Regions from separate parts of the Homo sapiens genome. Here region 2 is linked to region 1. Evidence: read pairs that join two places in POLR2A ChIA-PET (ENCODE). Cell type or tissue: Panc1. All regions are shown on one strand. Each heading gives the region's core, and the rest is flanking DNA. Links, peaks and the distances in the headings are about the cores only. Region 1 has its middle 20 kb from the start of ACP7. Region 2 overlaps SAMD4B (sterile alpha motif domain containing 4B).

What was found. ChIA-PET counts read pairs that join two places held together with the same protein. Peaks named below come from ENCODE experiments on the same cell type or tissue, not always from the same donor. Only the 100,000 strongest peaks of a DNase experiment are listed, where the experiment ranks them.
Region 2: POLR2A ChIA-PET joins it to region 1 with 6 read pairs; 2 of 35 experiments call an interaction of 5 or more read pairs at or near these places.

The regions. Positions count from the first base shown.
Region 1 is chr19:39,058,003-39,070,515 of GRCh38, forward strand. No RefSeq gene overlaps it. Among named protein-coding and RNA genes, the nearest start is that of ACP7, 20 kb to the right of the region's middle. RefSeq lists an enhancer at 503-1,004. In Panc1, for the core only: no CTCF peak of the experiment used is centred there; no DNase peak of the experiment used is centred there; H3K27ac peaks cover 1,732 bases.
Region 2 is chr19:39,349,875-39,362,387 of GRCh38, forward strand. SAMD4B (sterile alpha motif domain containing 4B) reads left to right here. Exons shown (of 14, transcript NM_001384574.2): 2 at 4,132-4,192; 3 at 6,815-7,215. The coding sequence starts at 7,020. Among named protein-coding and RNA genes, the nearest start is that of SAMD4B, 14 kb to the left of the region's middle. In Panc1, for the core only: no CTCF peak of the experiment used is centred there; no DNase peak of the experiment used is centred there.

The sequences.
Region 1 (12,513 bases), core at 2,104-10,103:
CAGGAATCCATCATGTGGTGAGATTCTAACTTCATCCCTAACTGGCGGTCTACATTACGTGTAGATCTGTTTACTAAGGCAGTTGATCTCTTCTTTGGCGTGTCTTTGAAAGGGGTTTTCTCATTCCTTATGTTACCAAATAAAGGAGGTGTTTTTATTGCACTCTCCAGGAAGGACAAGTGGAGGAAGAACAGCTGCAGTTTGTCTCTGTCCCTCATGCCTTCCCTGGGGGTGACGGTGGGGGAGGACCCATGGTTTAGTGGAACTTATTCTTGTGCCTATAAACCAGCTAGAGAGGAGCCGCCATTATTTATGTATTTATTTAGAGATGGAGTCTTGCTCTGTCACCCAGGCTGGAGTGCAGTGGCGAGATCTTGGCTCACTGCAACCTCTGCCTTCTGGGCTTAAGCGATTCTCCTTCTTCAGCCTCCCTCCCAAGTAGCTGGGATTACAGGCGTGCGCCAACATGACTTGCTAATTTTTTTTTTTTTTGTATTTTTATTTTTATTTTTTTTTGTTTTTTATTATTATTTTTTTTTAATTTATTTTTTTATTGATAATTCTTGGGTGTTTCTCACAGAGGGGGATTTGGCAGGGTCATGGGACAATAGTGGAGGGAAGGTCAGCAGATAAACAAGTGAACAAAGGTCTCTGGTTTTCCTAGGCAGAGGACCCTGCGGCCTTCCGCAGTGTTTGTGTCCCTGATTACTTGAGATTAGGGATTGGTGATGACTCTTAACGAGCATGCTGCCTTCAAGCATCTGTTTAACAAAGCACATCTTGCACCGCCCTTAATCCATTTAACCCTGAGTGGACACAGCACATGTTTTTGTATTTTTAGTAGAGACGTGGTTTCACCATGTTGGCCAGGCTGGTCTTGAACTCCTGGCCTCAGGTGATCGGCCCATCGTGGCCTCCCAAAGTGTTGGGATTACAGGCATGAGCCACTGCACCTGGCCAAGGAGCCTCCATTTTAGATGGTAAGTTCAATTTGGGGGTGTTGGGAAGCCCGCTGCGGCCACCCAGCTAAGCCTTTACCAACAGGCTGATATATATTTTTTTAATTTTTAATTTTTGTAGGTGTACTTATTTATGGGGTAAATGAAATGTTTTGATACAAGCATGGAATGTATAATAATCACATCCTGGAGAATGGGGCATCCATCCCCTCAAGCATTTATCCTTTGTGTTACAAACAATCCAATTATACTCTTTCAGTTATCTTTAAATAGGCGAGTTATTATTGACTATAGGCGCCCTGTTGTGTGATCAAATAGTAGGTCTTATTCATTATTTCTATTTTTTTATACCCACTAACCATCCTCTCCTCCCCCCAACCTCCACTATCCTTCCCAGCCTCTCTATGTCCATGAGTTCAATTGTTTTGATTTTTAACTCCCACAAATAAGTGAGAACATGTGATGTTTGTCTTTCTGAACCTGGTTTATTTCACTTAACATAATGGTCTCCAGTTCCATTCATGTTGTTACAAATGACTAGATCTCATTCTTTTTTATGGCTAAATAGTACTCCACTGTGCATATGTACATTTTCCTTATCCATTCATCTGCTGATGGACACTTAGGTTGCTTCCAAATTTTGGCTACTGTGAGCAGTGCTGCAATACACATGTCAGTGTAGATATTTCCTTAACAGATACACTGATTTCCATTCTATGGGGTATATACCCAGCAGTGGGATTGCTGGATCATATGGTAGCTCAAATTTTTAGGTGTTTTGTTTTTTTTTTTTTTTTTGAGACAGAGTCTAGCTCTGTCCCTCAGGCTCAAGTGCAGTGGTGTGATCTTGCTCACTGCAACCTCTGCCTCCCAGGTTCAACTGATTCTTCTGCCTCAGCCTCCTGAGTAGCTGGGATGACAGGCATGCACCATGACGCCTGGCTAATTTTTGTATTTTTAGTAGAGACGGGGTTTCACCACATTGGCCAGGCTGGTCTTGAACTCCTGACCTCAAGGGATCCACCTGCTTTGGCCTCCCAAAGTGTTGGGATTACAGGTGTGCGCCACTGCGCCCAGCCTCAATTTTTAGTTTTTTGAGGAACCTCCAAACTGTTCTCCACGGTGGTTGTACTAATTTACATTCCCACCAACAATGTACGAGGGTTCCCTTTTCTTCACATCATTGCCAGCATTTGTTATTGCCTGTCTTTTGGATATAAGGCACTTTAATTGGGGTGAGATGATATATCTCACTGTAGTTTTGATTTGCATCTCTCTAATGATCAGCGATGTTGAGCCCCTTTTCATATGCCAATAGGCGGATATTTCTAGCTGTCTGTGTGATTCCTGGGTCTACTTCTCCAAAATCAGACTGGAAGCAGAGAGGCAGTGTGGAGAGCAGATAAGAGTCAGGGCTCTGCTGCCAGACTGCCCGAGTTCAAATCCTGGCTCCACCTCTGGCTCACTGGGGGGACTTTGAGCATGCCACTCAGTCTTTCTGACCTCAGTTTCCCCCTGTATAAAATGGGGATGATAATGCTACCTATCTCATAGGGTTGTGGAGAGGACCAAATGAGCTAGTATGGGGTATTTCATGGATCCACGGAATTGGGATGGGTGTTAAAATAGATGATCTGTTGTGGTTTAATCAACAGTGGTCTTTTTTGCTTCCTTTTTTTTTTTTTTTTTTGAGATGGAGTCTCACTCTTGTTGCCCAGGCTGCAGTACAGTGGCGCAATCTTGGCTCACTGCAGCCTCTGCCTCCTGGGTTCAAGCAATTTTCCTGCCTCAGCCTCCTGAGTAGCTGGGATTACAGGCATGTGCCACCACGCCCGGCTAATTTTGTATTTTTAGTAAAGATGGGGTTTCTCCATGTTGGTCAGGCTGGTCTCGAACTCCTGACCTCAGGTGATCCACCTGCCTCCGCCTCTCAAAGTGTTGGGATTACAGGCGTGAGCCACTGCGCCTGGCCTTTTTTATTTTTATTTTTATTTTTTTTTTAGATAGAGTCTTCCTCTGTCGCCCAGGCTAGAGTGCAGTGGCACGATCTCGGCTCACTGCAACCTCCGCCTTCCGGGTTCAAGTAATCCTCCCGCCTCAGTCTCCTGAGTAGCTGAGATTACAGGTGTCTGCCACCATGCCCAGCTAATTTTTGTCTTTTTAGTAGAGACAGGGTTTCACCATGTTGGTCAGGGTGGTCTCAAACTCCTGGCCTCAGGTGATCCACCTGCCTCGGCCTCCCAAAGTGTTGGGATTGCAGGTGTGAGCCACTGCACCTGGCTGCTTTATTTTTTTCTTTCTAAGATGGCTCTTATGCACAGAGCACCTTAGAGTTGGTGTAATAGGGCACATGGGAAGGCTAAGAGCAGTGCTTGTAGCACAGAAAGTAGCATGTGACTGTTGATCAGTATCATTACTGTTAATTCCCCTCAAACACCCCACAGCTCCCTCCGCTCTCTTGAGGGAGTCCCGCAGAAAGACAGCTTCTCTCTCTCTCTCATTCTGTCTTTCTCTCTCCCTTGCCTCTGCTGAACTCAAACAAGAAAGCGTGTTGCAGTGGTGTTGGCAGCCTTTCACTTACAACCTTATCTTCAGGATGAAGATAAAACTAGATAGAGATTGCAGAGCAGAGAAACGGGAACCCAGGATGCCAATGACATCAGTGAGCATCTGGACAGACTACACATCTTCTGTGGGTTTCCTGTTACTTGCAGCCCAAAGCATTCATATGTGGAGTGTGTGTGTGTGTGTGTGTGTGTGTGTGTGTGTGTGTGTGTGAAATGTTCTCCTGAAAGCACTGGGGGGTTTCTGAGACTTCTGAACATGGGCTATCTTTACTAGTGTTTTTTCAGGCCTGTCTCCCACTCCTGAGCCCCCTAAGCCAGTATTCTCTCCAACAAGGCCTCTTTCCCTACCCCATGCTACAGATCTCTGGGAAGCTGAGCCCAGTGGTCTGATTGACAGGTGACTCCAAGATGTTGCTTGTTCAAAGATGCTGAGATCTCTCTGGAAATTGTCACTAATTTCCACTTAGGACAGCATTTCCCAAAGAGTGGAATATGCTAGTGAGATTTGACACATTTAGGTGGTACACAAAACATTTGTTATGTGAATAGCTCTGTGTTTTCTTTTTTTCTTTTTTAGAGATAGGGTCTCACACTGTCACCCAAGCTTGAGTGCAGTGGTGCAATCTTGGCTCACTGTAGCCTCGGCCTCCTGGGCTCAAGTGATCCTCCCACCTCAGCCTCCCAAGTAGCTTGGACTACAGGCACACGCCACAGTGCCCAGCTAATTAAAAAACATTTTTTTTTTTTGTAGTGATGGGGTCTTGCTATGTTACCCAGGCTGGTCTTGAACTCCTGGCTTCCATCAATCCTCCTGCCTTGGCCTTCCAACATGCTGGAATTACAGGCATGAGCCACTACACCCAGCCCAGCTCTGGGTGTACAGGCGCCTGGGTGTTTTTTTTTTTTTTTTTTTTTTTTGAGACAGAGTTTCACTCTTGTTGCCCAGGCTGGAGAGCAATAGCTCGATCTCAGCTCACTGCAACCTCTGCCTCTGGGTTCAAGAGATTCTCCTGCCTCAGCCTCCTGAATAGCTGGGATTACAGGCGCCCGCCACCATGCCGGCTAATTTTTTGTATTTTTAGTAGAGATGGGCTTTCACCATGTTGGCCAGGCTGGTCTCGAACTCCAGACCTCAGGTGATCCACTCGCCTCAACCTCCCAAAGTGCTGGGATTACAGTCGTGAGCCACCACGCCCAGCCCTGTATTTTCTTTGAAAAAGTATTAAATGATTTTGGTTTTCTCTTTATAGTAGTGATACAATGTTGCCTTCAAAATGAATTAAGCCTAAACATTATTTAAAGAAATTAAGTAAATAAGAGTTTAAGTAGTCCTTGAATAGGACAAAAAAATCTCAAGTGGTATGTGAGCCACTGAAGTTTGGGTAGCTTGGTTTTAGAGAAACCCTGCACTATTTTTTTTCCCCCTGGCGACGGTCCCCAGTTTGTCTGGCCTGGGGGTGAGACTCGCTCTTCTTTCTTGGGTTTGCTTTTCAAATGCACAGAGCAGGGCACTCAGCCGACAACATGAGGGCTGACGGTTGTCACCAAGCAGCGATGTCTCTCCACTGGGAGCCTTTAAAAAGGCTACACTTGGCCCGGCGTGGTGGCTCACGCCTGTAATCCCAGCACTTTGGGAGGCTGAAGGGGGCAGATCACCTGAGGTCAGGAGTTCGAGACCAGCCTGACCAACATGGAGAAACCCCGTCACTAAAAATACAAAATTAGCCGGGCATGGAGGCGCATGCCTGTAATCCCAGCTACTCGGGAGGCTGAGGCAGGAGAATCGCTTGAACCTGGGAGGCGGAGGTTGCAGTGAGCCCAGATCGCGCCATTGCACTCTAGCCTGGGAAGAGCAAAACTCCGTCTAAAAAAATTTTAAAAAGGCTACACTTGCAGTGATTTAAAATAAACTGAGGCTTTTAGGAAATCTCTGCTGAAGCGGCTCCTGCTTCAGCAGAAACACCTGTGTGTTTTAATGCTGAGGATGGGCGGAGTATGGAGCCTTGGGCAGAGTACGGAGCCTTCGGTGAAACTGCGGACTGGGAGAGACCTGGACCAGTTACAAGCTGTGTAATATCAGACAAGCTACCTGTATTTGTCTGTTCTCGTATTGCTATAAAGAAATACCTGAGAGGCCCAGCGTGGTGGCTCACGCTTGTAATCCCAGCACTTTTGAGGCCGAGGTGGGCAGATCATTTGAGGACATGAGTTTGAGACCAGCCTGACCAACATAGTGAAACCCCGTCTCTACTAAAAATACAAAAAAAAAAAAAAAAAAAATTAGCCAGGCATGGTAGCGGGCGCCTGCACTCCCAGCTACTTGGAAGGCTGAGGCAGGAGAATCACTTGAACCCAGGAGGTGGAGGTTGCAGTGAGCCGAGATCGCACCACTGCACTCCAGCCTGGGTGGCAGAGTGACTCTGTTTCAAAAAAAAAAAGGAAGAAATGTGCCCAGGCCAGGCGTGGTGGCTCACATGTGTAATCCCAGCATTTTGGGAGGCTGAGGCAGGAGAATCTCTTGATCCAGGGAGATTGAGGTTGCAGTGAGCTGAGATCGAGCCACTGTACTCCAGCCTGGGCAACAGAGTGAGACTCTGTCAAAAAAAAAGAAAAGAAAAGAAAGAAAGAATAAATAAATAAATAAATATGCCCTGGGGCGGACGCAGTGACTCATGACTGTAATCCCAGCACTTTGGGAGGCCACGGTGGGAGGATCACTTGAGCCCAGGAGTTTGAGATTACAGTGAGCCATGATCATGCCACTGCACTCCAGCCTGGGTGACAGGGCGAGACCCTGTCTCAAAACAAAAAAACAAAATTACCTAAGCCCAACATGGAACTCCATTATACTCATAACCAGGTTTGTTGTCGTCGTTGTTAGAGACAGGGTCTCGCTCCATCACCCAGGCTGGAGTGCAGTGGTGTGATCATGGCTCACTGTAATCTCAAACTCCTGGGCTCAAGCGATCCTCCCAACTCAGCCTCCCAAACTGTTGTGATTACAGGCATGAGCCACCGCACCGGGCCCGTAAACAGTTTTAAATTTTTCAGGAATGCAACTACTGGGTAGAACCAGGAATGTGTGTTCATTGTTCACCATTTGGTGCCAGAGTCACAAAGCTGTGTCTGTCTTTATTTGTGGCTCTCCAGCTGGCATTCACAAAGCTTCTGCCCCTGGCACACCCCTAACCCTTTATTATGTTTTATAGCTTAGTTAAGTCTGAGCTTTTTGAACATTTTACTATAAATTACTTTCCGCTTATTCTTTCTTCATTATAATAAGGACATTATCTTGATTAAAAATTTTATTTTGTATGTGGGTGGGTTATATTATCCATAAACTTTATTTCAGGGTGGTAAAGGGAGCATATAAAATATTTATTATAACACTAATCTATGCTAAAAATCAAAACAGCCGTTACCCCTGGGGGTGGGGGGCGGGCGGTAAGAGGATTGACTGCAAAAGGGCACAAAGGAATGTTCTGGAGAGAAATGTTCTCTGCCTTGATTGAGGTGGTGTACAATTGTCAAAACTCATCCAACTGCACACTTAAAGTGGGCGCGTTTTACCGTAATTATAATGTAAATTATACCTCACTCGAGTGGAATAAAACAAATTTTAAAATATCTGCATAGAAACTTTAAAAGTATAGATTTGGCCAAGCATGGTGGCTCAGGCCTGTAATCCCAGCACTTTGGGAGGGCAAGGTGGGTGGATCACCTGAGGTCAGGAGTTCAAGACCAGACCAGCCTGGCCAACATGGAGAAACCCCACCTGTACTAAAAATACAAAATTAGCCAGGCGTGGTGGCGGGTGCCTGTAATCCCAGCTGTCTGGGAAGCTAAGACACAAGAAGCGCTTGAACTCGGGAAGCAGAGGTTGCAGTGAGCCAAGATCTTGCCACTGCACTCCAGCCTGGGCAACAGAGCAAGACCCTGTCTCAAAATTAACAAAAAACATAGACTTGTTCTAGAAAGCAGATAGAGATCTGCTAAGGCCTTGAAATCAATTAAGTGGATTTAGACCAGCATTTAAAAACAAAAGCAAAAACAGAAGAGATTAGAGGCTGGCACTGCCCACATTGTGAGTCTTGCACAAGTTATATAAAACTTTTTTTTTTTTGAGACAGAGTCTCACTCTGTCACCCAGGCTGGAGTGCAGTGGCATGATCTCAGCTCACTGCAACCTCCGCCTCCTGGGTTCAAGCAATTCTCCCACCTCACCCTCCCGAGTAGCTGGGATTACAGATGCGTGCCACCATGCCCGGCTAAATTTTTTTGTACTTTTAGTAGAGACGGGGTTTCACCATGTTGGCCAGGCAGGTCTTGAACCCCTGACCTCAAGTGATCCACCTGCCTTGGCCTCCCAAAGTCCTGGGATTACAGGCGTGAGCCACCGCAACTGGCCAAGTTTTGTAAACTTTAATTATGTAATAGATATACATATATGCATGTGTGCTAGGTTGTGATATAAGTACATGTCTTATTTTGAACTGTAGTCAAAAACATTGAAAAAACTAAAATGGTACTTGCCAGACTTTCAAACATAGATCTCTTACCTCTTTTGCAGCAATGTCTGAGATATGATTAGATCATCATGATTTTATCCGAGAAGACTGACAGTCAGAAGCTTGTGTTTGAAAGAGGATTAAACGTGGTAGAGTGAGTTCTAATAACAGAAATCACAGGGATGGGGAATAAAAAGAGTGTTGGGGTGAGAGCTGAATGCTCATCGTTCATAATGATGTCTATATTTGATCAATCCAGAATTAACATGACAAACCTGGAAAAATACTTCCAAATTGCATCACATGCAAAGGGCTAATTTTAATAGATTTCCCACAAATGAATAAGAAAAGGAACAATCTCATCAGGGGAAAAAATACACAGAGAATGTGAACAAATAGTTCATAGAAAAGGAAATAAGAATGGCTCTTAAGTCCGGGCGCCGTGGCTCACGCCTGTAACTCCAGCACTTTGGGAGGCTGAGGTGAGTGGATCACTTGAGGTCAGGAGTTCGAGACCAGCCTGGCCAACATAATGAAACCCTGTCTCCACTAAAAATACAAAAATTAGTCGGGCGTGGTGGTGGGGGTCTGTAATCCCAGCTACTCGGGAGGCTGAGACAGGAGAATCGCTTGAACTCAGGAGGCAGAGGTTGCAGTGAGCCGAGATCGCACCACTGCATTCCAGCCTGGGCAACAGAGCGAGACCGTCTTTTTTTTTTTTTTTTTTTCTGAGACGGAGTCTCGCTCTGTCACCCAAGCTGGAGTGCAGTGGTGCGATCTCAGCTCACTGCAAGCTCCACCTCCCGGGTTCACGCCATTCTCCTGCCTCAGCCTCCCGAGTAGCTGGGACTACAGGCGCCTGCCACCGCGCCTGGCTAATTTTTTGTATTTTTAGTAGAGACGGGGTTTCACCATGTTAGCCAGGATGGTCTCGATCTCCTGACCTCGTGATTCACCCGCCTCGGCCTCCCAAAGTGCTGGGATTACAGGTGTGAGCCACCATGCCCGGCTGCCACACACTTTTAAATGACCAGATCTCTTGAGAACTCACTCACTACCAAGGGGATGGTGCTCACCCATTCATGAAGGATCCACCCCATGATCCAATCACCTCCCACCAGGCTCCACCTCCAATGTTGGAAATTGCAATTCAACATGAGATTGGTGGTGATAGCACCTAGACTATATCGGCCACGGTACCTAGAGCATAACGTGCAGTGATGAAAAACAAATCCAACAGCTTGTCAAGGTCATCAGTGACTTCCATGGTGCCAAATCCAAAGTTCAATTCTTTTTTTTTTTTTTTTTTGAGATGAAGTCCCTCTCTGTCACCCTCTCTGTCCAGGCTGGAGTGCAGTGGTACAATCTCAGCTCACTGCAACCTTGGCCTCCTGGGTTCAAGCGATTCTGCTGCCTCAGTCTCCTCTGTAGCTGGGACTACAGGCATGTGCCACCACACCTGGCTAATTTTTGTATTTTTAGTAGAGATGGGGTTTCACCGTGTTGGCCAGGCTGGTCTCAAACTCCTGACCTCAAGTGATCCGCCCACCTCAGCCTCTCAAACTGCTGGGATTACAGGCATGAGCCACCGCACCCAGCCTCAATTCTTATTTTCTTTTCTTTCTTTTTTTTTTTTTGAGACAGTCTTACTCTTGTCACCCAGGCTGGAGTGCAGTGGCCAATCTCGGCTCACTGCAACTTCCACCTCCTGGGTTAAAAAGATTCTCCTGCCTCAGCCTCCCAGGTAGCTGGGATTACAGGCACCCGCCACCACTCCCGGCTGAGGGCCTCGTATTATAAGAATATTTGTGATTGCATTTGGAGCCTACATGGATTATCCAGGATCATCTTCCCATTTTAATATTCTTTTTTTTTTGAGATGGAGTTTCGCTCTTGTTGCCCAGGCTAGAGTGCAATGACACGATCTCAGCTCACTGCAACCTCTGCCTCCAGGGTTCAAGTGATTCTCCTGCCTCAGCCTCCTGAGTAGCTGGCATGTCCGCAATTTATTCCTTCTGATGGGTTCTTGGTCTTGCTGACTTCAAGAATGAAGCCATGGACCTTCCTTCGGGGTGAGTGTTACAGCTCTTTAAGACGGTGTGTCTGAAGTTTGTTCCTTCAGATGTTCACATGTGTCTGGAGTTCCTTCCGGTGGGCTCATGGTCTCACTGACTTCAGGAGTAAAACCGCAGGCCTTCACAGTGAGTGTTACAGCTCTTAAAGGTAGTGTGGACCCAAAGAATGAGCAGCAGCAAGATTTATTGTGAAGAGCCAGAGAACAAAGCCTCCACTGTGTGGAAAAGGACCAGAGCAGGTTGCCACTGCTGGCTCCAGTGGCCAGCTTTTATTCCCTTATTTGGCCCCGCCCACATCCTGCTGATTTGTCCATTTTACAGAGTGCTGATTGGTCCATTTTGCAGAGTGCTGATTGGTCCATTTTATAGAGTGCTGATTGGTGCGTTTACAATCCTTTAGCTAGACACAGAGTGCTGATTGGTGTGTTTTTACAGAGTGCTGATTGGTGCATTTACAATCCTTTAACTAGACACAGAGCGCTGATTGGTGCGTTTACAATCGTTTAGCTAGACAGAAAAGTACTCCAAGTCCCCACTCGACCCAGGAAGTCCAGCTGGCTTCACCTCTCACTGGGATTACAGGCATGTGCCACCACACCCAGCTAATTTTGTATTTTTAGTAGAGATGGAGTTTCTCCATGTTGGTCAGGCTGGTCTCAAACTCCCGACCTCAGGTGATCCACCCACCTCAGCCTCCCAAAGTACTGGGATTACAGACATGAGCCACCACCCCCAGCCTCTGTTTCTTTTTTTTGGGCACCAGTAATCCCAGCTACTTGGGAGGCTGAGGCAGGAGAATCACTTGAACCCAGGAGGCAGAGGTTACAGTGAGCCAAGATGGCACCACTGCACTCCAGCCTGGGCAACAGAGCGAGACTCTGTCTCAAAAAAAAAAAAAAAAAAAAAGAGAGAAAAAAACCTGAGGGTGCTGTTATAGAAGGTGCAAATGTGCAAATGGCCACTGTGAACAGCCAGTGGACCCTGCTGCACCTTTCCTCCCCTCCCATCAACCTCTTTTGTGCCTCCCCCTCCGTGTACCACCTTCTCTGTCACCAACCCTGGCCTCACAACTCTCTCCTTTGCCACTATCATCAACAAACAAACAAACAACAACAACAAAAACCTCAGACTTCTCAAGAACAATACTGCAAACAAGATGAGAGAAAAATGCCTTTAAAATTCTGAAACAAATGGAGTTTGGTCCCTGAATTCTGTGGCCAGTCAACTATCAATCAAGTCAGAGGAGAGTTTGAAGACATTTTCAGACGTGTAAAGTCTGAAACGTTTACCTCCCATGACCTTGCTCAAGAAGCTCCAGGATGGCCAGGCACGGTGGCTCACGCCTGTAATCCCAGCACTTTGGGAGGCTGAGGCGCGTGGATCACGAGGTCAGAAGTTCGAGACCAGCCTGACCGACATGGTGAAACCCCATCTCTCCTAAAAATACAAAAATTATTTGGGCATGGTGGTGTGTGCCTGTGATACCAGCTACTCGGGAGGCTGAGGCAGGAGAATCGCTTAAACCTGGGAGGCGGAGGTTGCAGTGAGCCGAGATCGCGCCACTGCACTCCAGCCTGGGCGACAGAGCAAGACTCCATCTCACAAAAAAAAAAAGAAGAAAAGCTTCAGGATGCACTCAACTGAAATGAGAGCACCACCAAGAAAAAGGGGAGCACTGAGATCCAGGACACAGGGGACCTGACATAGGAGAGAAGTGAAGAGGCACCTCAGGATGGCAGTAAAGGAGGTCCCAGCATGGCAGCAGGGCACCACAGTCTGAGGGCAGGCCGGGTATGGTGTTGTGTGCCTGTGATCCCAGCTACTGGGGAGGCCGTGGCAAGAGGATCACTTCAACCCAGGAGCTCGAGGCTGCAGTGAGCCATGATCATGCCACTGCACTCTAGCCTGGGTGACAGACAGAGACCCTTTCTCTAATATAGACATAAAAATATTATATAAAAATAAATATATAATATTTCTATTATATAAAAATTATTTCTACATATTTCTATAATTATATAATATACAAATTATTTATTTATTTATATTATATAAAAATAAAATAGAAAAGGTTAGAGGGCAACAAGTCCAGATAGGACCGTGTGACTCATGAGGCCAATGTGGGGGCAATCATCGCCAGCATGCCAACTGCCATTGTACTGTTTTTTTTGTTTTTTGGTTTTTTTTGAGACAGTGTCTCACTCTGTTGCCCACGCTGGAGTGCAGTGGTATAATGATCTCAGCTCACTGCAGCCTTGACCTCCTGGGCTCAAATGATCGTCCCACCTCAGCCTCCCAAGTAGCTGGGATGACAGGTGCACACCACCACACCTGGCTAGTTTTTGTATTTTTTTGTAGAGACGGGGTTTCACCGTGTCACCCAGGCTGATCTCGAACTCCTGAG
Region 2 (12,513 bases), core at 1,600-9,599, 290 kb after region 1:
GGGATTACAGATGTGAGCCACCATGCCCAGCTTTCTTGCATTGTTAAGAGCAAGCAAGAGCTCTGAAGCCAGACTGCCTGGCCTTGAAAATCTCAGCTTGGTGTACAGTCTTGGGCAAAGTGACTTAACTTCTCTGTGCCTCAGTTGCTCCATCTGTAAAATGATAATATATTCATATATGTATGTTATATATTTTTGAAATAGAGTTTTGGGGATCAAATGTGCTTATCTGTGGAAAGCTGTTGGCAAAGGGCCTGACAATGTATGATGTATGAAGACATGCTAAGCATCATGCTTGCTATTGAAATGAAGTATAGAGGAGGAAAAAAGCATCATGCGCGGTATTTTTAAATACATTGTTTCATTTAATTCTTCTAACAAGCTTCATTGAGGAAGAAACAGAGTTACTTGTCATAGTCAATACAGCAAGTAAGTATAACAGGAGAGCCAGGATTTAAGCCAGGTCTGACTAACTCCACCATCCTGCTTCTGAATGAAGAGAGCTGGACTCCAGAGGCACTGTTTATGGGCATATGGGCCTTTTCTCACTGTTTGGGGCCAGAGAAGAAGCCCAGAGGGCAGTTTGTCCTGGAACATCTCAGCATTTTTTTGTTTTTGTTTTTGTTTTTGTTTTGAGACAAAGTCTCCAGTCCCCCAGGCTGGAGTGCAGTGGCGCAATCTCAGCTCACTGCAACCTCCACCTCCCAGGTTGAAGCGATTCTGCTGCCTCAGCCTCCTGAGTAGCTGGGATTACAGGCGCCTGCCACCACGCCCAGCTGATTTTTTGTATTTTTAGTAGAGACAGGGTTTCACCGTGTTGGCCAGGCTGGTCTCGAACTCCTGACCTCAGGTGATCCGCCCGTCTCGGCCCCCCAAAGTGCTGGGATTACAGGCGTGAGCCACCGTGCCCAGCCTTTCTCCAGGTGGGAGTGCAGTGGCATGATCTCAGCTCACTGAAGCCTCGACCTCCAGAACTCAAGTGATCCTCCCAAAGTAGCTGGGACTGCAGGTGCACACCACCACGCCCAGCTAATTTTTGGATTTTTTGTAGAAACGGTTTTGCCATGTTGCCCAGGCTGCTGATCTGGAACCTTTGGCTTTTGTTTTGTTTTGTTTTTGTTTTTTGAGACAGGGTCTCACTCTGTTGCCCAGGCTGGAGTGCAGTGGCACGATCTTGGCTCACTGCAACCTCTGCCTCCCGGGCTCAAGTGATTCTCCCGCCTCAGTCTCCCAAGTAGCTGGGGTTACAGGTGCACGCCACCACGCCTGGCTAATTTTTTTGTAATTTTTGTAGAGACGGGGTTTCACTGTGTTGCCCAGGCTGGTCTCGAGCTCCTGAGCTCAAGCGATCCACCCGCCCATGCCTCCCAGAGTGCTGGGATTACAGGCGTGAGCCACTGCACCCAGCCCTCTTAGCCATTTTGTTAACCTCATTTCCCACCTCTGGAGGTGGTAGGGGCTTCCCAAGAAGATCACTTGGACCTCTTCAAGTATGGTGGCAATATTGCTGGGCTGTTGGAGAGACTTCTGTTATAGAGGCTCCCCTCTTGTGTTTTTCCTCAAAGGCAAGGAGTCATTTTTGGTCACATGAGGACAAAGAGACCAGACCAGTAGTGCATTCTGTTTTGCATGGGAATTGTCAAGGCTCTTTCAGTTTTAACTGAAACCCAACTCAAACTGGCCTAAGTCAAAAACGAATTTATTCATCTATGTAACTGAAAAGAGTGGGCCACAAGGGGGAGGCTTCAGGCTAGCTGCATCTAGGTTTTAAATCATGTGAACAGATCTCCCTTTCCCCCTCCCCCATCTCTTGACTTTGCTGTCATCTGTTAGTTTCATTCTGAAGCAGGCTTCCACCGTGAAATAGAAGAGGTGGCAACTGGTGACATCATGAGACGATGTGTAATCTGAGCAACCCTAACCAAGAACTTATTTTCCTTAGTAGTTCCAGCAAAAATCCAGAGAGGACTATCCTTGGCCAGGCTTTACCCCATGTCCACTTCTGGAGCCAAGAAAGACAGTTCCTTCTCCAAGGGGAACCCAGGGTGTTGATACTAGAAGATGGAAATGGATACAGTAAGATGCTGCCACAGTGAGATGCCTCACCCAGGTCTCCCTCTGTCACTTCAGCCAAGCACATGGGATAGAAAGTAGCAGGCGGCCTCTGGCCCTTTAATGGAAGAGGGCCATCCAGTCCTCTCCAGTTAACATCTAGACCGAACACAAAGCATCCTTCTCTCATCCAGAAGACATAGGAACCCTACCTTCAGGGATGATTTTTTTTTAACAGTGAAATCTTAAAAGTAACTGTTTCACTAAAGCCTCCAGTATTTACTGAAGACTGTCAGAATCATCCTCCATCACTAGATCTTCTCCACCAGTCATGTTCCCTGAGCAGTGGGGTGGCTTGAAGGTATAAACCAGAGAGGCCCAAGGGAGGGATAGTTAGCAGACTTCTGGTCTTTTTCTAGTTTGTGCTCTTCTGTTCCAAGGACCACAGGTATGTCTTCTTCTGTGTAGTTGTTCACTATTGTTTCAATGTGATTCGTTTCCCACATTTGAAAATAGGGGGGGATTTTACTTTAAAATTCAGATATCTGGCTCCTCTTTAGGGGAAAAAAAAAAAAAAAAAAACCTAAGACGTAACAATACTGGACCCACATTCCTTCATGGTAGCAGTTGATAAGAGGTGGATAGTGACTTCTCCCTTTTGACCGGGTGTGGACTTTCCAACTCACCATAGTCCCAGTTGGCCTGCTTTGTTCAAAGCCTGGCCTTGTAAGCATCATGTTTGAGACCCTATTATGTCCGAAAGCTTTGCTTCTATCGTTTGGCCTGGGGGGAAAAGCTGGATTAATGTTTAGTCAGCAGCTTATTGGGTGGGTGGAGGGGGGGAACAGTGCTGTTGCTTAGGAAAAGTAACAACCCAGTAAAAGAATTTATGGGAAAGAGTGTGCACAACTTTGGTCTGTTTGTGGATTTGGTCGTTTTTTTGCTGTAAATGCTGTTGGTATATCAAACCTCCTGTCACAAATGTTCCCTCTGAAATAGTAACATGTCCTTCTATCTTATGAGTTGCCACCCAGTGAAGGAATCCCTCCCACTCCCGAGGGATGTTCATCCAGCCTCCGCTTGACCACTTCCAGCAGCCAGGGAGCTTATTACCTCCTCACATGGCAGCCAGTTCCATTCTTGGACAGATGCGTTATTTTAAAATTCTTCCTTATGTTGAAGCAGCTGCTGCCTCTTTGGGACTGAAAGCCACAAAATGCTGGAGCTGGGAAGGAAAACCGATTTTTTTAGGCGCGTGAGCTACCACTCATCCACCCTGCATCCAGGGCAAACATTGATAATTAATCACAGCACTCTTTCTCACTGAGTCAGGAAGTATGCTGCCTTAAAATTGTTTTTAATTAAATTCTTTTTTAAAAATTACAAAAGTAATATGTATTCACTTGCAACTAGTGAAGTAGTACAAAGTTATATAAAGATAGTGTTAATAATCCCCCTGTTTCTCCAAGATAGTGTTAGCAGCCGAGGGTGTATTCTTCTATACATTTATACACATATAGACATAAATATTCATATATAAGATATATAAGGGGTTTTGTATGTGGCTTTTTTTTAATTTAAAAAATGGCATTATATTGTACATATTACTGTGTAGCTTATGGACACCCCTCCAAGTAGTTACAGATCAAACATTGTATATAGCTTTGTTTTTTTGTTTTCTTGTTTTCTTTTTGAGATGGAATCCCGCTCTGTCACCCAGGCTGGAGTGCAGTGGCATAATCTCGGCTCACTGCAGCCTCCACCTCCCGGGTTCAAGCGTTTCTCCTGCCTCAGCTTCCCAAGTAGCTCGGACTACAGGCGCCCGCCACCACACCCGGCTAATTTTTATATTTTTAGTAGAGATGGAGTTTCGCCATGTTGGCCAGGCTGGTCTCAAACTCCTGACCTCAAGTGATCTGCCTGCCTCAGCCTCCCAAAGTGCTAGAATTATAGGAGTGAGCCACCACACCTGGCCAGATTAGGCATGTTTTTAATAGATACGTTATATCATACAATGTGGGATCTGCCCCAGTTTATTAATCATTCCCCATTAATGGATATTCCCATTCATTTCTTCAGGATTCTTCTCATCGCAGTGCTCCAGGCAGCCACTACCAATCGATTGGAGTTAGCCTGTGAGGTAAAACCTATTTGTCATGTCTCACCCAGTCCCGCTCCTTATCCTACATTCTAGAGAAGAGAACAGACTAGCTCCGTGATCAAAGTGAATCAGTGGCTTGGGCAGGACTAGAACTGAATTTTCTTGACTTTCAGCATTTCCTCTATCCCATGTTGTCACTCCCTTGGAGTCATCTACCCTGCTTTTCTCCTCTAGAGTAAAAGAACAAATATAATTTCTTTTCTGCGTGCTACCTCTTCAGATATTCAAAGTCAGTTATGCCATTCCCCTTGAGTCTTCTCTTCCCCAGAGGAAAATCTCAGTGCCTTCAATTTTTTTTTCTTAAAACAAGGTTTTCAAATCCCTTTACCATCCTATGAGCTGTTCCTTCTATCTTCTTCCCCCCTAGGGCTATAGAAATCCCAAGTGTGGCTTCCACATTCACCTTCTATAGCTATTTATTTATTCAATAAATATATATTGAGCACCTTCTACGTGCCAGGCACTGTTGTAGGCACTGGCTGACTGTATGGCTTGCGTTTTGGTCAGTAGAGAGAAACAAATAAGATGATACCTGAGAGTGCCAAATTATATAGGAATGAAATAGTGTTAATATAATTGGAGGAGTAACTCCTGAGATTGGATGGTCAGGGAAGCTCTCTCTGAAGAAATGACAATGAGCTGAGACCTGAATGACAGGAGCCAGCTTCTAGGGGAAGACAGTTCCACTGAATAAGAAATAATTTGGTACAAGATGAGGTTGGAGTGGCCACAGGAGTCCTATAGGGCTCGGTAGTTCAAGATAAGATGTTTGGAATTTGTTTAAAATTTTTTTTTCTTTTTTTCTGAGGCAGAGTTTCCCTGTCACCCAGGCTGGAGTGCAGTGGCATGATCTCAGCTCACTGCAACCTCCGCCTCCCAGCTTCAAGCGATTATCGTCCCTCAGCCCCCCAAGTCACTGGGATTACAGGCGTGCAGTAGCACGCCCGGCTAATTTTTGTATTTTTAGTAGAGACGGGATTTCGCCACTTTGGCCAGTCTGATCTTGAACTCCTGACCTCAAGTGATCCACCTGCCTTAGCCTCCCAAAGTGCTGGGATTACAGGTGAGAGCCACCATGCTTGACCTTATTTAGATTTTATTTAAGTGCAATGGGAAGTCATTGGAGAATTTTAGGCCAGGGAGGTGACATCTGATTTCCCCTTTAAAAAAAATTGCTGGACGCTTGTTTAACTTGGAGCAAGGTTTCATTTTCCCTCATACCTTTCCTGCTTCTTACATCCAAAGGGATTGGCAACCAGGCCAGTTCAGTCTGTTTAGGGGTCCCACAGGGGATCTGTGAGGCAAGTCACAGCTGTTGCCTAATGCACCCCACAGCCCTCCTCAGCAAGCGCACGGAAGTTCAGAGAGATGTGAGTAGCTCCCTTAGACCTGAGCCCAGTAGGTTCAATGGGTCTTTGTATGAAGTTCTCAGTCCGGGGAACCTTAGTCCTTTGGCAGCCAGAGGGGGATGGAGCTGAATGTGGTTTGAGGATAGAGCCAAGGGCACTGGTTGCAAGAGAGACAGATGGAAGAAATGTTGAGTGGAGATCTGGAGCTCGAGACACTTAGAAAAAGCCTTCGGAGTGGTGTCCAGAAACCAACCACCTGAAAAATAGGTCTGTTGTTTGCCCAGTTGAAATAACTTTTCTTTAGTTCCTGCCTAAGAGGGGAATTTGGACACTTTGTAGCTTGTGAGTTTTTGACTTTTGATCTGTCCCCTTCCCCTCAGGTTGGCATTTTCTTTGCTTCCAGGAGGAGCCTGAGACAAGCTGGCATCTCTGGAAGTCGGGGACTTCCCAACCAGAGAGTTTAGGTTTGGAGTCTTCAGGGGAATTAAGAGGGCAGGGAGCGATTCACCTCAGAATAGAGATGGGTAAAATCTGATAAATCAGAGTTGTGCCTTTTCCAGAGTCAGGGAAGCTGGGTTAGAGAGGGTGAGATTCCCTCAGCCTGTTGGTGATCTTTGAAAAGCCCTTTGTCCATGCCCACACCTGATAGATACCCAGCCAGTTACTAATCAGATGGCTGGCTGCATACCTGAGATCTCCACCAGGGTCACTACCCGACCATCCATCCTCTACCCAGCATTGTGGGTCTAGCTTGAAGTAATTTAAAGAGCCCTTGGAGTCCTATCAGTAGGTTAGGAGTCACACTGCCCAGCTCTCAGAGAAGGTGGCCAGAAACCAGCAAGGTCAGAGATGTGCTGTGCTTAGTCATGTCACCTTGGGCCAGATCGCCATCAATTCATATCTTTTCTCATAATTTGCAGCCTACTATTTCCCACTTCTGAAAAATTTTTCCAATATATTTTCTGTGTTAAATCCGCTTCCTTTGACACTATGACAGCCAGGTGTGAGGGCCAACATCTCCTTGGTCTCTGGGATAGGCATCTAAGTCCCAGTCACGCCTTTTCTCTGGATCTGAAGATTTGGGTGAAAGTAGCTTTAATATCTGGTGTTGGCTTCATGTTTCTTCCAGGAGCTCAGCAGAGCAAGTACCCTGAAAGAGAAAGGCATGAGGCCTTCATGCCCCCTCAACCCACACTCACCAGGCAAGTTTCAGCCCCTTCTTTCTGTTTGACCCCTTTGCTTCCTTTTTCAGGAAACTGGAGAGGCGTGGCTGGACCAAGACCTCCCCCCATGTGAGCAGGCTTCCTCCTCCCCCAACAACCGTTGCCACCACGCCCAGAAACGTCCTTAAGCCCTGGCCCTCAGGGGAAAGGTAACAGGAGGCCAGAGCCGGGACCATGTGACGGCGCTGGCCCTCGCCACCGCCGTCCCCCGACCCTGGCCCCAGGCCCGGCACCATGATGTTCCGAGACCAGGTGGGCATCCTCGCTGGCTGGTTCAAAGGCTGGAATGAGTGTGAGCAGACAGTGGCCCTCCTGTCACTTCTGAAACGGGTCACCCGTACCCAGGCCCGCTTCCTGCAGCTCTGCCTGGAGCACTCACTGGCGGACTGCAATGACATCCACCTGCTGGAGTCGGAGGCCAACAGTGCTGGTGAGTTTCCACCCTTAGAGATGGGAGCACAGCAGGAGGGAGACCTGGAACAGATGTCACATGGCTAAGAAGGTCAACCCAACAATGGGACTAAAAAACGTGGGTTCTAGGCTTGGTGGGTGGGGAGTTCCTTACCTTCTAAGTTGTCATCATGGGTCTTCTGGGACTGTGTTGCCATAAATCCTCAGGCATGGTATGGTGGACTTATGGGAGAAGGCAATGCAAACTGGAAACTCCCCATAACAGGAAGATCATGTAGAGTGGCTTATGTGGGCTGCTGAAAGGAACAGACTAAAGTCATTATGAAAGGCGTATAGAAGGTGAGCAGTAATTAATTTCTTAAGCTTCAGGATATCAGGGCTAGGAGGGAATTTGAGAACTCTTCCAAAATTCATGTCATCCTATACTATTCTTTACCCTCAAAGGTAGGTTGGACTTAAAGCATAAGCAGCTTCCAGAAAGTTTTGAATTTAGATACAGTTCATCCTGTCAGTTCCCTAAGTACTTATTAGGCACTCTGTGTCCTGTGAGATTGGCATTGGGATGGGTGAGCCAGGCTTCTCTTAAGACCTGTCCCTTAGGCCCCAGTTGTAGACAGGAGTCAGGCTAGAATCAGGGGCTACTGCTGAAGCTACTCTAGCTGTCTGGGCCTCCACAGGGCTGGATGGAGAGCTGTTGGCCCCAGTGACAGATGGGAGAGATGGAGGCCAAAGAAGAGGGAGGGTAGTGGATACCCGAAAGCTAGCTGGGAAGGGCATCAAGGGGCTCCATGCAGTTTGTCCAAATTAGTCACCCTAACTCTTTGCACCTTCTTCTTCAGAATAATAGTTCATATTGAGCCTTTACAGCAAGCCAAGTACTGTCTTTACTTGTATATTAACTTTAAAAGCAGTGTTCTTGGCCAGATGCAGTGGCTCACGCCTGTAATCCCAGCACTTTAGGAGGCTGAGGCAGGCAGATCACCTGAGGTCGGGAGTTCGAGACCAGCCTGGCTAACGTGGCAAAACCCCGTGTCTATTAAAAGTACAAAAATTAGCTGGGCATGGTGGCAGGTGCCTGTAATCCCAGCTACTCGGGAGGCTGAGGCAAGAGAATCGCTTGAACCCGGGAGGCGGAGGTTGCAGTGAGCCAAAATCGTGCCATTGCACTCCAGCCTGGGCTATGAGAGCGAAACTCTATCTCAAACAAACAAACAAAAAAAGCAGTGTTCTTACGTGGCTCTCAAGTCAGACTGTCTAAGTTTAAATCCCAGTTCTGTTACTTGCCATATAACCAAGTAACTTAACCTCTCTGTGCCTCACTTTCCTGCGCGCCACCACGCCTGGCTAATTTTTGTATGTTTAGTAGAGACGGGGCTTCACCATGTTGGTGAGTCTGGTCTCAAACTCCTGACCTCATGATCTGCCCACCTCAGCCTCCCAAAGTGCTGGGATTACAGGCATGAGCCACCGCACCCAGCCAGTTTCCTCATCTTAAATTCAACATGATATCCTGAGAAGTATGTAACCTCAGTAAAAAAAAAAAAAGAAAAGGAAAGAAAAAAGATGATAATTATATCTACCTTCTAGGGTAGTTGTGAGGATTCAGTGAATTAACACGTGTGGCTTCCTACATGCCTGACATGTAGTAAACAATAACTGTCAGTTGTTAATTGTCAATAACTCACTTAGTCCTCACAACAACCCCATGAGGTAGGTCCTGTCATTAGCCCCATTTTACAAGTCAGGAAACAAGCATGGACTGCTAGGATTGGGTTTTGGGGAGCCACACAGCTGCCTGGCCTCCCTCATCTCCCCAGGCCCACCTGCCTTAGCAACAGTCACCCTTATTTTACTGAGTTTTTGTGTGGAAGTCACAGAAGCAGCATGATTGTAGCGGGAGACGGTTACTCAGGCCAGGGGTCACATCAGCTTAGTTCCTAGTCTGGCAGTAAGTTCTTAGTCCTAGACAAAGAGCAATAAGAACCCAGCTCAGCTGCAGCAGGCTCGGAGCTCAGCCATTTCTCACCCCTGCCACACTCCCCACCACTCTAACACTAAAGGCAGGAGTTCTGTTTGTGATATGACTCTGCCTTTATAGTGGGGGCTCCTGTGGGGCAGGCCAGTGTCTTACACAGCTTCGTCACACATCCCCACTGTCCCATCCTGAGCAGGCAGTTGGATTACCTCTGGGTGCCACTCTTAGCTGTATATCAGAATCACCAGTAGTACTTAGTAATTTCAGTGCTTTTAGTTTTTGCTTTTGTTTTCAGAACTTGCAGTAAAATCAGATAGTACAAAAGGTGAAAGTGAGGTTTTTCTTCCAGACTTCACGTTCTCATTTCCTTATGTTTTATGAGATAAATTCCCTGCATATATGAATGCATATATATTTTCCTTCCAACTTTGTCATTGTTTTGTCTTAATACATATGGCCAAACATGCATATTAACCAGTTTGGTTTTTTCACTTACCAATATGATTTGAAGATCATTCCGTATTCAGCACATACGTCTGTTTCTCGTTAAGTATTTATTTACACCTCACAACAACTCTGTACTCCCCTGTTACTCCCCCATTTTACAGAGGAGACTGTAGGTCTGGAGATATTAAATGACTTGCTGTGGGTCACACAATTGATAAGAGGTAGAGTTCAAATTTGACTTCAGAGTTCTTTAGAGCTCTTGACCAATAGACTCTTCCACATGGTACATGTGGTCTTCATCTTACAAACAGTGATGTAATGAGTACCCTTTAAACATCTCTAGGATGAACTCCTCAGATTCTGCAGAACTGCTAGTTTAAAGGTGTATGCAATTAAAATATTTGTTCTCCAGGCCAGGCGCGGTGGCTCAAGCCTGTAATCCCAGCACTTTGGGAGGCCGAGGCAGGCGGATCACGAGGTCAGGAGATCGAGACCATCCTGGCTAACACGGTGAAACCCCGTCTCTACTAAAAATACAAAAAAATTAGCCGGGCGTCGTGGCGGGTGCCTGTAGTCCTAGCTACTCGGGAGGCTGAGGCAGGAGAATGGTGTCAACCCGGGAGGCGGAGCTTGCAGTGAGCCAAGATTGTACCACTGCACTCCAGCCTGGGCGACAGAGCAAGACTCCGTCTCAAAAAAAAAAAAATAAAAAAATAAAATAAAATATTTGTTCTCACCACATTGCCCTTGAAAGACATGCTGCATTTTATACAAATAACCTGAGGCCCGTTCCCAGATGGTTTGCAGTGGGATATTGGTGGTAATGCCTAGCCAGGGTTGAGAAGTGCTGTGAAATGAATTGAATGATGAATGAATATATGAATCAAGGTTTTTATCCATAGCCCCATATCAGATGGTGAGAATAACAAGCTGGTACTTAAATGGGTGGAGAGGAAAGGAAAACTTAGAATGAGGGAAGGCCATGGTGTGTTCCAGAGTCAGCAGGAAGCCTGCCAGGACTGGAGCAAAGCATGACTTGAAAGAGAAGTGATCACAGAGGTAAATTCTGGTAGAGTCTTGAATGCCTGTTTTCTAGTAGACCTGAGGGCTCTAAGACTAAGAAGCAGGTGCCTCCTGTTTCACTCCTACCCTCAAGTAGAACCCCACCTGCCTTATTTGTAAAGGAAGGTGCTACTTTCTGGGCCTGGAGACCTGCCTCAAAGAAGGAGCTGTTCATACTCTTGTTTCTCCTCTGGTTATTATGGCCTTCCCATTCCCTGGTGTTTCTCAAACTTGCATCATCATCAGAATCACTGGGGTTAGGTGACTGTTACAATCCAGATTTCTGCCCCCCATAGACCTACTAAATCAGAATCCTGAGGGTATGGGCCTGGGAACGAGTACCCAGGTTCTTCTGCTCACCAGGCAGTGTGAGAGGTGATGCCCTGCTGGATGATTCATTTGTTGTGAGACATGAGACACCCAAGAGTTGTAGATCCAGCTCTCCACTAACACCTCTTGTGACCTGGGTCAGTCCTGCCTGACCCTCTCGGGCCTCAGGATCCCCATTTGGACAGTGAGGGGGTTGTTCTGGTACTTTCCAGGTACTTCTTGGGCTCTGAAATAATGTGCCAAAGAAGACAGAGCCACAGCCAAGCATACTACTTTCTTTTGGGAGAGGCCCAGCACATTATTCTAGGGCAAGAGTTCTTAATATTTAGCGGGATGGACCAGTTAGAAAATCTTCCCCTCCTCCCCACCCTCCCCAAAAAGATGCACACCTACTCCACAAACCAACTCTTGAGTTCAGTTGGTTCACTAGTCCCCAGTTAAGAGTTCCCTGGCCGGGCGCCATGGCTCACACCTGTAATCCCAGCACTTTGGGAGGCCGAGGCAGGCGGATCATGAGGTCAGGAGATTGAGACCATCCTGGCTAAAATGGTGAAACCCCGTCTCTACTAAAAATACAAAAAATTAGCCAGACGTGGTAGTGGGTACCTGTAGTCCCAGCTACTTGGGAGGCTGAGGCAGGAGAATGGTGTGAACCCAGGAGGCGGAGTTTGCAGTGAGCCGAGATTGCGCCACTGTACTCCAGCCTGGGCAACAGAGTGAGACTCCATCTAAAAAAAAAAGAGTTGCCTGTCTTCCCGGCCGGGCGCGGTGGCTCACGCCTGTAATCCCAGCACTTTCGGAGGCCGAGGTGGGCGGATCACGAGGTCAGGAGATGGAGACCATCCTGGCTAACACGGTGAAACCCCATCTCTACTAAAAATACAAAAAAATTAACCGGACATGGTGGTGGGCGCCTGTAGTCCCAGCTACTCAGGAGGCTGAGGCAGGAGAATGGCGTGAACCCAGGAGGCACAGGAGCTTGCAATGATCCGAGATCGCACCACTGCACTCCAGCCTGGGCGACAGAGCCAGACTCCGTCTCAAAGAAAAAAAAAAGTTGCCTGTCTCCAAGCCCTTCTTTAGCTTGGTCCCTTCAAACCTGGAGAGCTGAACAGTGAGGTAGATCCCCTGCTTTTTTGTGGGTTGTATCTCCATGTCCCACCGAACCAACCTTAGTACTTCCTCCAGTTCTCCAGGGAGACCTTGGGTGTGGGTCAGAGCTGCCCAGTTGTCTGCTTCCTGCTCAGATAGATCAGGTAGCACAGAGCTGACCTAGGTGAATATGTCCCTAGCTTTGTGTTAGAATCCCCCAGGGCCTTTCTAAAAATAATGTGAAGCCCAGGTCCTATCCCTGGAGATTTAAAGCTCCCTGGTTGACTCTTGGGTGCACCCAGTGGAGAACCACTTGTCTTGATGCTGACGCTGATTTTGGGTAGGCCCGGGAAGCTGGTGAGGATACTGTTGTGTGACCTACTAGAAGTGGGGAGTCGGGGCTTATAGCTG